2 separate regions of the Homo sapiens genome follow, and region 2 is linked to region 1. Evidence: chromatin contacts called from ENCODE Hi-C or POLR2A ChIA-PET data. All regions are on one chromosome and are shown on one strand. The core of a region is the stretch at or near the end of the contact, and the rest is flanking DNA. Distances in the headings are between cores, read along the strand shown.

What was found. Hi-C counts contacts between places; a loop is a spot of excess contacts on that map. ChIA-PET counts read pairs that join two places held with the same protein, here RNA polymerase II (POLR2A). Pooled maps may share reads with other maps.
Region 2: a loop to region 1 is called in a map with no recorded cell type, with 6 times the contacts of the local background. The contact joins two enhancer-like sites. A Hi-C loop is called at or near these places in 9 of 37 single-sample maps with no recorded cell type and 6 of 50 pooled maps. POLR2A ChIA-PET finds 5 or more read pairs at or near these places in 5 of 52 experiments (GM12878, activated B cell, activated CD8-positive, alpha-beta memory T cell and 2 more).

Annotation. Positions count from the first base shown.
Region 1 is chr4:184,330,371-184,332,924 of GRCh38, forward strand. No RefSeq gene overlaps it. Among named protein-coding and RNA genes, the nearest start is that of MYL12BP2, 17 kb to the left of the region's middle. Within about 2 kb of position 1,266, at least 20 of the 41 ENCODE cell types and tissues checked have a DNase peak (open chromatin) inside an H3K27ac peak, as active enhancers do; they include GM12878, where a contact is called at or near this core.
Region 2 is chr4:184,513,506-184,516,059 of GRCh38, forward strand. The region is part of intron 1 of LINC02427 (long intergenic non-protein coding RNA 2427); the gene reads right to left. Among named protein-coding and RNA genes, the nearest start is that of LINC02427, 23 kb to the right of the region's middle. RefSeq lists enhancers at 793-882, 933-1,002, 1,013-1,172. Within about 2 kb of position 1,251, at least 19 of the 41 ENCODE cell types and tissues checked have a DNase peak (open chromatin) inside an H3K27ac peak, as active enhancers do; they include GM12878, where a contact is called at or near this core.

The DNA of each region.
Region 1 (2,554 bases), core at 16-2,515:
GTTTTTACAGGGTCTGGAATTTTAATGAGTCTAAGGATTCCTGATGGTTGTATTGACTTTATTTGTGGGGTTCTCAAAAGGAATCTCACAGTGTAGTCAACAGCAAGGAGTAAGCATTTTCTTACTTACAAAACCAAAGTTATATGTGTGGTACAAAGATGAGAGACTGGGGCCAGGCGAGGTGGCTCACGCCCATAATCCCAACACTTTGGGAGGCTGAGGCAGGCAGATCACCTGAAGTCAGGAGTTTGAGGCCAGCTTGACCAACATGGTGAAACCTCATCTCTACAAAAAATGCAAAAATTAGCTGGGTGTGGTGGTGCACACCTGTAATCCCTGCTACTCAGGAGGCTGAGGCAGGAGAATCACTTGAACCCAGGAGGTGGAGGCTGCAGTGAGCCAAGATCACACCACTGCACTCTAGCCTGGGTGACAAAGCAAAACTCTGTCTCAAAAAAAAAAAAAAAAAAAAGTGAGACTGGGAGCAGAAAGCAAGCAGTACTCACGCCACACTGCTGGGCAGTGGTGCTTAAAGAAAGCGAAAGAACAAACAAATGAAATACCAGCCTCAATGCAAAAATAAGCTGGAATGGAGGAGGTTTTCCATGCTTTTTGAAAGAGGCTGGGTAGAAATTGTAGTCTTGGGGGTTTTGTTGACAGCAAGAATTTCAGCTTTGCCTTAAGTGTTACTCAGAAGGTGAAATGGATTCAGCCAAACGTTACCATATAAACACAAACAGGCACATTTTGAAAACAGTTCCTGGAGTTCCAGGGAGCTCCCCTTTAATTCATCCCTAGCTCAATGCCGTATAGTTAGTGTTCAACGTCCTTCTAAGAAAAGAACTGAGGCGGTTTATTATTAGTGGTGAAGAACCAATACACAGAAATACAAAGGGTCATAGAAAGACAGTAAGCAACATTTCTGCTACAACAAGAGTCCGTAACCATGCTTTACTCCAGCCTCGGGGCTTCTGAAACCTCCCTAAGCTAAGAAACACAAACACATGTATGTGGGCCCATAATAGATGTAGGTGAGGGCTATAGGTCTCCTCAGCTTCATACCAGGTGGTATGTTACAATGAAAGCAAGTCTCAGACGGAATTCGGCCATAAAATAAACATTTAGAAGCCAGCAGGCTCAAAAACGTGGTACAACCAGTTCTGTAAACTCAACCAAGTACTGGTGCTTTGTTCTGCTGGCACACTGACAGGTGCCTTACATAACAGATTCACTTAAGGCAGATGTGACAGTACTCGAACAGCATGATTTAGCTTCATGTCTAGTCAGGGTCAGGTGCAGGAACCTTTCTATGAGCTGTGGATACAAGTCCTGATTCAAATCCCAAACCAGAGACAGCATTTGGAAGGGCATACATTATCCACTAGGCTTTCTAGGTCATAATACCCTGTTTATGCAAGGAGATGCAATCTGATACAGTGCTTCCAGTCAGCCCATAATATTTTGAACAACTCTTACTTCACCAATGAAAATGACTCCTAAAATCCATTATGCCAGATAGCAAAGCTGTTGGTGTTCATTGAGGATAGAGGAAGTTCTTATAGCTGACTCTCTAGAGCAGGAGCTGCTTCTTCTTTTTTTTTTTTTTTTTTTGAGACCGAGTCCAGCTCTGTCGCCCAGGCTGGAGTGCAGTGATATGATCTCGGCTCACTGCAACCTCCACCTCCCAGGTTCAAGCGATTCTCCTGCCTCAGTCTCCCGAGTAGCTGGGAATACAGGCGTGTGCCACCACACCAAGCTAATTCTTTGTATTTTTAGTAGAGATGGGTTTTCACCATGTTAGCCAGGATGGTCTCGATCTCCTGACCTCCTGATCTGCCTGCCTCGGCCTCCCAAAGGAGGAGCCTCTTAATAGTCTTTCAAATTCCAACAGACCACCCCTGGAGTGTGTATATTCATTCCTGAATAGGGCTCTTCAATATTAACTCGCTGCTCCTGGTTGTCAATTAAAAACCCAGAGATAAATACCACTACCTATGCCAACATTTTTAACCATGAATTGGAACAGTGTAATATTTTTGCTGGGATCTTTGATTGTCTCTTGCCAGAGCCCAGACTGGGGATCCAGGCATACACCTGGGCTCAAGACTTAGGAAAGCCCTCTCTCTTTCCTGGCCTTACAGTCTGGAGTCTTGGTCAGAATCTGCCCATCTTCAAACAGTTATGGCTTTCTCTTCTTACCTGTGCCTTCCATCAACCTTGTGAAGTAGGTGACGGTTACCAGGGTTAGAGTTCAGTTATTTCAAGAGCTTATCAGAGGAATTAAGCAGCAATTTTTTTATTTTTTTGCTTCAAGCTATCAGTTCCAAGGTCAACATGATATCTTGATACTCTTAAATGCTCTGATATTTTTTGATTTGCTGTGAAAGGCACACAATATTAACTCTATTAATGCCAGACAAAATACCGTCATAAATACTACATAGGAAGGGCCCTTGACAAAGACAGTCTCAGTGACCAAACTTTAGAAGGCCCCTCTCAGCCCTCTTTTTAACAGGACTCATCCCTGGACCCAGGCTTCAGCCTGCCTAGTCCA
Region 2 (2,554 bases), core at 1-2,500, 180 kb after region 1:
GAGACAAGGTGGGACTGAAGCCTGCAGTTTCCCAGAGTTGGACACCAGGACCCCAACAGTAAATGTCTTAACTCAGAGCTGTAACTCGGAGGCATCTGTAGGGAATCCTCATCGCACTTCATTTGCCCAAGAGCTGAAGGGACTTTTACAATAAAGCCCTTCGAACAGGAAGGGAGTGATCATTTAAGATCCTTGTAAGGTACACTAAGAAGATGAAGGATGAAGAGCCATGGAGAAGGGGAAGAGAACATTCCTCCATGCACTCTCCTCCTTTGAACCTAACCAGACAGCCTCACCTAGATCACAGACCAGAGAGTCCTTCAGGCAGCTGTGACATCCAGGAGTCTCTCTGGACAATTTCTGCCTAAAGATGTCCTTGACATACTGAATGGTTGCTCCAGTCTGACACTACTTCTCTTCTCTTCTCTTCTCTTCTTTACATCTCTGACATCTCTGAGCTTCTTTCCAGTGACATCACTCATCTTAGGGTGGTACGGATGAAACCCAACCACATTGCTTATGCCTCTTTTTTTAGCTTCTTTTTATTATGAACTCTTTCCTCCTAACACATTTAAGGGGGTGGTGCAAGCGTGTACATGTGAACTTTTGCTTGTTTGAATTGAGAAAATGACGAAGCATCAGGAATGTCCTAGTTTTGAATATGCAATATCAGCAGATCCTTCTGTGCAACTCTCCCAAAAAAGGGTGAGATTCTGTGTATGCATATGCCTACACCATCCTGGCAGCTCCTCCCCCAGGTCCCCCCTGTGAGCTCAGCCTAATGACTAGTCCTCAAAGATTGTCCCTGAGTGGAACTGAGATGTTAAGGTACATTTTCTAAATGTGGAATTTCCTATTCAGGACTTCCCAACTCATTCCTGTACCACCCCACTAGAAGGAGGATGGACAGATTCGCTTGCTGAAATGGCGAAGCAAGTTCCCGCAGCTGGCCAGGCTGAGCTGTTTCTGAAGCTCAGAGCAGCTGTGACTCATCCCTCCTGCAGTCCGTTAACTTCCCACTCCTGTCACCAGACCAGCTACTCCTCTCGCTCTGACTCCTACAAACCCACTTATTTTCAAATTTGCTCAATAACCATGACATTCAAACCCAACATGCTCTGTGCACAGGACGCTGTGAAAACACACAGTGAGAATTAAGGGTCCACAGAAGAAATAATGGCCAGAGTAAGAACTGTTTTCTTGGATGCTGGGTGATGAGGAATAACTGCTAATAAGAGACAACAGCAAGTATTAGGACATGTGCCATCAGGCCCAATTGAGTTAAGGGAATGCAGTCATCCTAACTGGTGGTTTTCAGAAAGCCACACAACATTTTAATTGAATGCACAGGCTTCTGCATGATTAGGAACACAATACTTTGGTGCCCAGGCCGGATTGAGCTGGTAACAATGAGCTGAAATGGCTTCCTGCCATGAAGCAGAGAAGCTCAAGCTTATTCTCCCTGTGACACTTCCAGGCCCTGTTGCAAAGTCACAAAAGAAACTCAAGAAACCAATTTTCAGAGACGGTTTAGAGCTTTCCTGCATGGTTCCAACTACTCGTGTGATATAAAAATGGAATGACTGCAGAAGGAGGATTGCAGCTGGATTTCGGGGAAACTTTCTGAAGAATGGACAAGAGGAACCAGCAGCCTGGTGCAAAGTCACTGAATCAAGTAGCAAGTAGCACCAACTCCTCCCATCCTCCCATCAGACAGCATGAATTTAAAGTGGTCTCCAGTCATGCAGCCATTTCACAGAGTTTGCATCTTAAGCCCACCTAAGATATTGTCAATAAGATATTGTCTTGAATTCCCAGCCAGAGTCCAGGGAATCCAGAAGTTTCCAAAACTTTGAAAATAGGAAATATTCAACAGAGTTATTCAGCAAATATTTGTTCAGCGCCTACCACATTCCAGTCACTAATAATTGGCATGGATATCAGCCCAATAAAATTAACCATTGGACTATCATTGGGAACCCCCGAGAGACATATTCAACACGAGCCTGAATTAAAAATACAACTAAATTTCTATATTGTGATTTTTAAAATGTGTTTGCTTTAAAAGTTCAATCAAAATGGGCCTTTCACTTTAAACTCAGCTCTGGACATCTCTATGCAACTCTCTGTGGAAGGTTCACCGAGATGTCCCTCAGAGCAGCTCTTTCATCTCAGCATGTTTATACATGAACTCATTGTCTTTCCTCCAAATTTGTATGTCAGTTGGTGGCACTCAATCACCCAAGTCAGGACCTGTGAATCACCCTTGCCCCCTTCTACTCCCTTACACTCAAGATCCAATCAATCACCACATCCTATCACTTTTACCCCATAGACACAACTCCAACAATATAATAGCCTCTTCTGTAGACACTGTAGTAGGCGCACCACAGATGGGCACTATTGTTATCATGTGCATTTTACGGATAAATAAACATGGCTGCAGGGGTTAAATAACTTCCCTAAGATCACACAATCAGTATATGGCAAAGCTAAAAATCAAGCTTGGCTGGGCACGGTGGCTCATGCCTGTAATCTCAGCACTTTGGGAAGC